Regions from separate parts of the Homo sapiens genome. Here region 1 is linked to region 2. Evidence: read pairs that join two places in POLR2A ChIA-PET (ENCODE). Cell type or tissue: A673. All regions are shown on one strand. Each heading gives the region's core, and the rest is flanking DNA. Links, peaks and the distances in the headings are about the cores only. Region 1 overlaps TCF7L1 (transcription factor 7 like 1). Region 2 overlaps TCF7L1 (transcription factor 7 like 1).

Evidence for each region. Peaks named below come from ENCODE experiments on the same cell type or tissue, not always from the same donor. Only the 100,000 strongest peaks of a DNase experiment are listed, where the experiment ranks them.
Region 1: POLR2A ChIA-PET joins it to region 2 with 8 read pairs; 3 of 35 experiments call an interaction of 5 or more read pairs at or near these places.

What each region holds. Positions count from the first base shown.
Region 1 is chr2:85,149,081-85,153,476 of GRCh38, reverse strand. The region is part of intron 3 of TCF7L1 (transcription factor 7 like 1); the gene reads right to left. Among named protein-coding and RNA genes, the nearest start is that of TCF7L1, 18 kb to the right of the region's middle. In A673, for the core only: no CTCF peak of the experiment used is centred there; a DNase peak (open chromatin) is centred at 2,216.
Region 2 is chr2:85,253,121-85,257,516 of GRCh38, reverse strand. The region is part of intron 3 of TCF7L1 (transcription factor 7 like 1); the gene reads right to left. Among named protein-coding and RNA genes, the nearest start is that of TCF7L1-IT1, 69 kb to the right of the region's middle. RefSeq lists enhancers at 576-1,299, 1,300-2,022. In A673, for the core only: no CTCF peak of the experiment used is centred there; DNase peaks (open chromatin) are centred at 1,406 and 1,956; H3K4me3 peaks cover 418 bases; H3K27ac peaks cover 2,561 bases.

The DNA of each region.
Region 1 (4,396 bases), core at 124-4,123, 100 kb after region 2:
CCAGCTACTTGGGAGGCTGAGGCAGGAGAATGGCGTGAACCCGGGAGGCGGAGCTTGCAATGAGCCAAGATCGTGCCACTGTACTCCAGCCTGGGTGACAGAGCAAGACTCCATCTCAAAAAAAAAAAAAAAAAAATTTATAAAGGCTAGCAAGATCATGAAACCCAGGACCACTAAAACAGATAATGAGTTTATCTTAACAAAACCCTTGCTGTGTGTGCCAGGCACTGTTCTACATGCTTATATGCAACCTTATTTAATCTTTGCAACTATGAGGTAGATCCTGGGAATACATCAAAGTATGGCTTCAGCCTATACTAGTCAATGGAAATCTGTTATCCAGCTTTAGCATGAATCTTCAGAAGGACTGAACTTCTGCCTGATTGATGATGATGTAATCACATAGGTGACCAACATATCCCATCCATGTAGCAATGTGAGAACTAAGGAAACGAAGCATTGTTCAAATCTGCTGTCATTATCTGAGCATGCCCTTTCAAAAACAGGTAAACATTCCACGTGCAACTTGAGTGAAAATCTCCTTGTGACCCTTATCTCTTGAAATGTATCAGTTGGTAGAAATATATATATGCTTATTTTTTGTTGAAAGAGTAAAATATAAGCATGAAAAATATTAATTTTATGTAGAAAGCAATTATCATGTAAAATTATACAACTATTAAGTAGGGGGATTGATGAACAGAATCACCAATATTAAGAGTACATTTAAAAAAAGAGACTAGGCTGGACGTGGTGGCTCACACCTGTAATCCCAGCACTTTGGGAGGCCGAGATGGGCAGATAACCCGAGGTCTAGAGTTTAAGACCAGCCTGGCCAACATGGTGAAACCCTGTCTCTACTAAAACTACGAAAATTAGCCGGGCATGGTGGCACGTGCCTGTAATCTCAGCTACTTGGGAGGCTGAGGCAGGAGAATTGCTTGAACTTGGGAGGCTGGGGTTGCAGTGAGCCAAGATCGCGCCCCTGCACTCCAGCCTCGGTGACAGAGTGAGACTCTGTCTCAAAAAAAAAAAAAAAGAGAGAGAGAGAATGGTATATCCTTTTAGAGCAAATAAATGCTTATTGTTTTAAAATTACAATAGGCATATTATATTCTACCTCTAGTCGCTACAGAACTGCTTAGTGCACTCATAACATTAAACACAATAACCTTTAGTAGCTATATATGCAACCCTAGGGTTCAGACAGTGGTCTGTAAGTAACATTCTCCACTAAAAGAAGACAGAGCTTCTTCTAGAAATGGCCAGCTCCTGGCCTGGGACAAGAAATGTACAAGGTGTGCTGGAGTATCCTGCCAGACCAGTAAGCAGAGAAGCATCCAAGACCACCAGGATTGTGTCACAAGGACTCAGAAGCCAGCCTGAAGAGGCTCCCCCTGGCTAAAGATGGGACAGTTTGGGTATCAATAAGGATAATAATTGCAAATGGATTGAAAGACATTAAGTAGGTTTAAATCTATTTCATAATATTTTAAGCTTCATTGGTCACCTTTACAGGGTGCCATGAAACCAGGAGGAAACTGGTATATAAAGGGAAAGAATGAGGCATTTAAATTGCTTTCCCCATATGATCTAAAACAAGGGTCAGCAAATTTTTACTGCAAAGGGCCTGACAGAAAATCTTTCCAGCTCGGTGGGCCACATATGGCTTCAATCACAGCTAATTAACTGGGCACCTTGTAGTGCCCCAAAGCTGCCCTAAACAATATGCAAATGCATGAATATAGCTGTGTTCTAATAAAACTTTATTTATCAAAGTAAGTGGCAAACTGGTCTCAGCCTGTAGACTCTAGTTTGCTGACCTCTGATCTGAGGTAACTAAAGAGTTGGTGAGGGGTAGTTTCTCTTTTTAAAAATATTATAACTGATAGACAAGGGAATGATACAAATAGACTATCACCATTTTGAAACTGCAAATGAGGTAAAGGATGTGGGTGCTGATAATTAGTAGCTGCTGACATCACAGAGAGATAATCAGTATCTCTGATGGAAAACAACATCTATTATATGAAGCAGTCTTGCAAAAATAAGTTAAAAAAGGAGAGAGGGAATGGGAGAGAGAGAGAAACACTCTGAATCTTGACCAAAAATCTAAATCTAATAATTTTCAAGAACTTCAGTGGATAGAGCAACATGTTAAAAGATATCATGAGGTTGCACTTAGCAAAATCCAGACTGTGAAAAACTCCACAGGAGTCATCAAGATAAAAACCTAATTAGGAAGTTACTCACATCCTATGAAAAATGCTGAGCAGAATGTCAACTTTGCTATCTCAACATTTCGTAAGGAAAAAACTCCAAAATCTTGCAGTATAGTTTCTTGATAAATCATCTTTGATCCAGACATAATAAAGACTATAAAAGCTTCAGAGAAAATAAACCTGTTATTTTTTAAAAATGAGAGACCCCAAGATATCTCATACTTTCACCTTATTTAGTATGCACAAATATGTTCTATAGTGTCACAGAAACAATCTAGCAACTGAAAAAATTATTGCTCCTGCCCTACACTGTCAATTTTTAAAAACTGATCATCAATTTGGCAACTGTCACAGTGGAAATTGTTTCTGGCAAGAATCATCAATGGCCACTAAAACCATTGGGTAAAGGTTTGATGAGAAATGGGATATTTACATAGTCTCAAAGTATGTCCCATAAAGTACTGATTAATTACAAAGAAGAAAAGTAGTAACTTTCTTGGAGAAAGCTGGAACACATGATTTTAACCAAGAAAACAAAATTAGTATCACCTATAATGGGAAAAATAGATAACGTTCCTGAGGAGATACAATAAGAACACCCTATCTTTCCTGCCCAAAATGTACAACCTAAAGCTACTCATGAAGAAACACCAGAAAAAAAAAAAAAAGTCAAGGTTCTTCTGCAAAATAAATGGCCTGTAATCTTTAAAGAGTCAAGAACATGGCCGGGCGCGGTGGCTCACGCCTGTAATACCAGCACTTTGGGAGGCCAAGGCGGGTGGATCACGAGGTCAGGAGATCGAGACCATCCTGTCTAACACGGTGAAATCCCGTCTCTACTAAAATACAAATAATTAGCCAGGCGTGGTGGCGGGCGCCTGTAGTCTCAGCTACTCAGGAGGCTGAGGCAGGAGAACGGCGTGAACCCGGGAGGTGGAGGTTGCAGTGAGCTGAGATCGCTTCACTGCACTCCAGCCCGGGCGACAGAGCGAGACTCCGTCTCAAAAAAAAAAAAAAAGAGTCAAGAACATGAGAGACAGGCCGAAGAACTTCCAGACTAAAGGAGACTAAGAGACAATTAAGCATAAGATGTGATGTTGAACTCATCCTAAAGCCAAAAAAAATGAATAAATAAAAGTAAAAATGTTTTCCTCTTCTACAAAAGACATCTATCAGTAAGACAACTGGCAAAATCTTAATAAGTTCCATAGATGAGACAATTGTACTGTCTCTATGTTAATTTCCCGATTTCAGTAATTACACTTTGGCGAATGTCCTTGTTTTTAGAACGTATCTTGTCCCTTCATCTTATTTAGAGTCACAAATATGCTCTATAGTATCAGAGATGCAATCTAACAAATTATGCCCCCTTAAGTAAAGGGACATTACGCCTGCAACTTACTTGCAAATGGCTCAGAAAAAAGTTACAGAGCCGGGCGCGGTGGCTCACGCCTGTAATCCCAGCACTTTGGGAGGCTGAGGCAGGCAGATCACTTGAGGTCAGGAGTTTGAGACCAGCCTGGCCAACATAGTGAAACCCTGTCTCTACTAAAAACACAAAAATTAGCCAGGTGTAATGACAGGTGCCTGTAATCACAGCTACTTGGGAGGCTGAGGTGGGAGAATGGCGTGAACCCGGGAGGCGGAGGCTGCAGTGAGCTGAGATGGCGCCACTGACTCCAGCCTGGGCGTTGCAGCCAGACTCTATCTCAAAAAAAAAAGTTACAGAAAGAAGGCAAATTTAGGGGAAAGTACAAGGGAATTATTTGTGCTATTTTTGTATATTTTCTGTGACTGAAATTATTATAAAATTAAAAGTTAAAATGTAATTTATATTTATATACTATACTGCTTACATATATCCTACATATAAATTTCAACTTATTTATAAAGTTAGTGTGTGTGTGTATACACATATACACACATATGTGTATATGTGTATATACATATATACACATATACACACATATATATGCACATTATCTTGTTGATAGCTATTTGATCAAGAACTCACACAAACTGGCAATTATGTTAAAGTAATTTGTTAAGTTTTTGCAAAGGGAATTGACAACCATGTAAATTCAAAACCCGCACTAAATACTAATTGCTTTTGTTTATGCATTTCTGGCCTCTCCCCTGACTCCATTTAGTCATTTCCTATAAAAAAAATTTTA
Region 2 (4,396 bases), core at 93-4,092:
TGAGCAAAGTGGCAAACTTGGGTGGGGAAGCCCCAGAATCTGGCTGCTGTGCAACTTCATTCTGTTTCCAAACAGCGGTGTGGGAGCTCAGCGCCCACTCCAGTGGGCAGTCCGAGGATGCCCTGGAGCTAAGCCGGGGAACCTGTTCTTCCTCCCTGCAGCTGTGCTGGACAGCCAAGGCCTTGGTAGGTCAGGAAGGAGGGATTTTTCTTTTTTTAAATTAATTTAAAATATTTAAAACTAAGGTGTAATATGTATACATAAGCAAGTACACAAATCTCGTGTGCGGCTCAATGAATCTTTAAGACAGGATTTTGTTCTGTTGCCCAGGCTGGGGTGCAATGGCTCAATCAGAGCTCACTGTAGCCTCGAACTCCTGGGCTCAAGCAATCTTCCTGATTCAGCCTCTCGAGTAGCTGAGACCACAGGCATGTGCCACTACAGCCAGCTAATTCTTAAAACTTTTGTAGAGATGGGGGTCTCACTACGTTGCCCAGGCTCTAGTGAATTTTTAATATGTAATTTTTTTTTTTTAAGACAGAGTCTCACTCTGTCACCCAGGCTGGAGTGCAATGGTGCGATCTCAGCTCAGTGCAAACTCTGCTTCCCAGGTTCAAGTGATTCTCCTGCCTCAGCTTCCCGAGTGGCTGGGATTACAGATGCCCGCCACCACACCCGGCTAATTTTTGTATTTTTATTAGAGATGGTTTCGCCATGTTGGCCAGGCTGGTCTCGAACTCCTGACACCTCAGGTGATCCACCCACCTCGGCCTCCCAAATTACAGGCATGAGCCACCAAACCTGGCCCAATATGTAAATATCAATGTAACCACCAGCCTAGATCAAGATGTAGAATGTTTTAAATTGATTATAAGTTGCAGAAGCAATGCATGAACACACTCTCCTTGTAAAGCATTAAAACATGAGCTGTGAGCCGACCCCTCCCAGTGTCCCGCCTACACACACAAGGCCCCACTGTTATATGTAATTGATTGTGTGTCCGGAAGCAGGGGCTTCCCCCTAGGCATTCCCAGGCCTCTAGGCAGCTGAGCAGCCTGACCCAACAGGTTTAGGGTCTTTCTCCTTGAACATTCTCTTCTGCCCATTCCCTTCCCCCACCCAAATCCTCCAACAGAGAAAGAGCCTGTGGATTTGGATAACACAACTGCCTCGCTGAGCTTCCTCCCTCCCCATCCTTACAACTGAAAGCGGTCTGACTCGGACGCTTCTAAGCTGTGGCTGCAGAGAACACAAAGAGCAGCCTTCGGCGCGCGGACGCACCATCGATGTACTGGGTTGGGGCGGGGGGGACGCCAACCGGCCCCAAAGCACATCGAAGCCAGAAACTGCCCGAACTAGTTACATTCCAGCAAGATTAGCACAAGGCCGGGCCTGCTCCTGCGCCCACCCCTCCTCCCCTCCTGAGCCATGAATAGGATTTTTAACTATTTCCCTCCCACTTGCTGTCCAGCCTCACACATGGACAATGCTCCCCGCTGTTTGCACATTAACCTCCCATTTGCCAGGCAGCTTCTCAGGGGCTGCAGATTAACATCCACCAACTCAGACAATCATCCCCGGGGAGGGGTGCAAGGGGCTCAGACAAAAGCTACAGACACTGAGCCCAGTCAATCACCGCACAGTGACCACTGGCCAACAGTGCAAGGGACTCCTGGACTCCAGACACACAGGAATCACCACAGGCGGCTCATTCCTGGCTCTGGGCACCTGCCCCACGTGGGACCAGAGAGGATACTCCCCTAATGCAGGCCTACAGCAACCAGAAGACATCCTCCCCACCCCATCTAATCTGGGACATTCTGGCCTAGGAGGGGCCCGAAAGGATCAGGGACTGAAGGGCTGGGAAGGCAGAGGGCAGCCTTAGGCAGGCCTCGCAGACCCAGCCCACCCTGTTTAGGCTTCTCCTTTCTCCCGGCAAAGCGGAGCTCTCAGGGGACAGAACAGGAAGCAGGTGCCTCAGGCCCCTGCCCTGGGGCTCCCTGGGAAAGCTGCCTGGTCTCTCAGCAAGAAGGGCCCCTGACTGAAGCAGCTTGTAGACATGATTCCATACATCAAAGCCATTTTCCTATTCCCTTGTGTGCAGGTGTGCACACAGGCATGAACTTGGAAACACAACAGCATGTAGGGGGGAGGGAATGGGGAGACAGCTGGACTGTGAGGTATGGGAATGGTCCTTCTATGTCCTAGGCCAGCAGCTCAGCCCCTGCATTTGTATTAAAAATCTCCTCCAGGTGATGCTCATGCACCCTGGTCCTGAACCAGAGGCCCTGGAAGTGAACAATCGCATGCATTAGCTGAGGATCCTGTTAAGATGCAGTCTGGGTCAAGAGGTGTGTCGTGGGGCCCAGGATGGTAAGTTTCTAACCAGCTCAAGACACACTCTTGAGGCCATCTCAGTGAGGCCTCAGACTGGGCGCATCATCAGAAGGGCGATCTCTCTGTATGCTGCTTCACCAAGTAGTTGTCTGGCTACAGTTTCCACCCTTCTCGAGAAAGGTCACCACCTCTCAAGACAGCCAGTTGCAGCTGCGGACAGCTCTGTTTGAGTCCTTCCTCATATTAAGACATCCAACAGTGACAATCTGAAGTCTTTCTTCTCTTGACCTGGTAGTTCCAGACCCTCAGAAGACCTTGTGGCTTCCACTCGTGTTTTCCCCACATACCTGTGCCTCCTCATCTAGGCCAGTGAGGCTGTTTTTCTGAGCTTCATTCTCTTCTTAGTACTAATGCCAGACAGGGTGGGGGCAGGGGAGCAGATCTCAGTGCAGATTGGCGAGGCTATTTGGGTAGGAGTGAGAATAGAGCCCCCAACGGAAACAGAAACCAGAGTTCTAGCCTGGAGCAGTTAACATACAAGAAACTTAAGGACAATTAAAAAGCAACAACCACAATTAACGTGGTTTACACAGGCAAAACTCATTAATGTGGATCGGGGTGCTGGAGTTTACCTTTGCTAGGCAAACCCTTTTTACAGACAGTACAGATTAATTGCAAGCAAGACTCCAAGGGGAATATCTAAATGGCTATGAAACAACCTTCAAGCCCCCCCAATGCAGGAAAAAGCACCACTGACCTACAAGGGACACACAGAGGACTTCGTCCAGGGAGCCCCCTTGCCAGTCTGGCTTCAATTCCTGGTGAAGTTCAGAAGCAATAAACCTGTGCTCCTTTTGAAAGGTTTTATAATTCAGAAGACCCCCTAATTCACACTAACATCCACCCCAAGTCTGAATTAATTGTGTTACCCAGCAGTTCTGCTAAGGAATCACTTCATCATCACTGCTGCAGGGAAAATTTGAGCGGGGCCGATGGTTTGCAGTGGCAGCAAGTCTACAAATGATTATCCCTAATGAGATGATGCGAGAGCAGCCTCAAATAAGGCACTCCTCCAGCTGCCCCGTGCCCAGCTGGGCTTCCTGCCCTCCCACCCGCTCCAGGCCATGAGCCCTTCATGGGGCTCTCATGGCAAGAGGGGCCTGGATCTTCCAAAGGTGAAACCATCCCAAAGACCCAAGGGCTCCCACTCAGTCTCCTGCTGCCACTCCCTGCCCCACTGCAAGGTCACACATGACAGTGGGGTCTGGCTGAGCTAGGACTGAATCCTGACTGTACCCCTTACCAGTTGTTACCTTGATCTAAAGTTAATCTTTCTGAGCCTCAGCTCCCACATGTTGAAAAGGTATTAGTATAATCCAGTTCCTAAGATTGTGTGGTGGTTTAACTGAGTGAACGCTTAGCATGCACAGGGCCTGGAGTAGGTAAACTCTTACGATGGTAGTAAAAAGGAGGAAGATTTCTTTTAAGGACAGGGAGATGGCCCCTCTTTCTTTGAGGCTCCAAAGCTCACTGTTCTTCTGTTGTGACACTAACCTTTCCCTGCCTTGAGATCAGTTCCACTACTTGTGTTGTTGCTCTGGTGGACCAGGAAACAGACAGTTCCTATATAAGGTCATGGCCCCACTCATCTTTTACTTACCTACTGCAACGTTCAACCCAATCCTTGCAATTAGTAGGAACCTGATCAATATTTCTGCATTGACTTGCCAGCATGAACCAGCCTACTCAGGACAAAGCATGGAGGTCGTAACCAAATGGGTCAAACAGCCAACAGACCAGACCTCCCCGCCCCCGCCCCTGTGAGCAGGTTTCTGACCTTACGAACAACAGCAGTTGCGTTTAGGTAAAACGACAATCACACTTCTGACTGGCTGTCAAACTATTCATGAAAATGGCCACCAACTTCCTATTTTTTAAATCAAACACTAAGCCATATGTCTGCTACACAATGAAAAATCCCAAACCTATGTGGTTTAATAGGCTTTCCAACATTTCTTCAGAAGCCTAGATCTCTAACGTTTACATTTAAGGTGACACT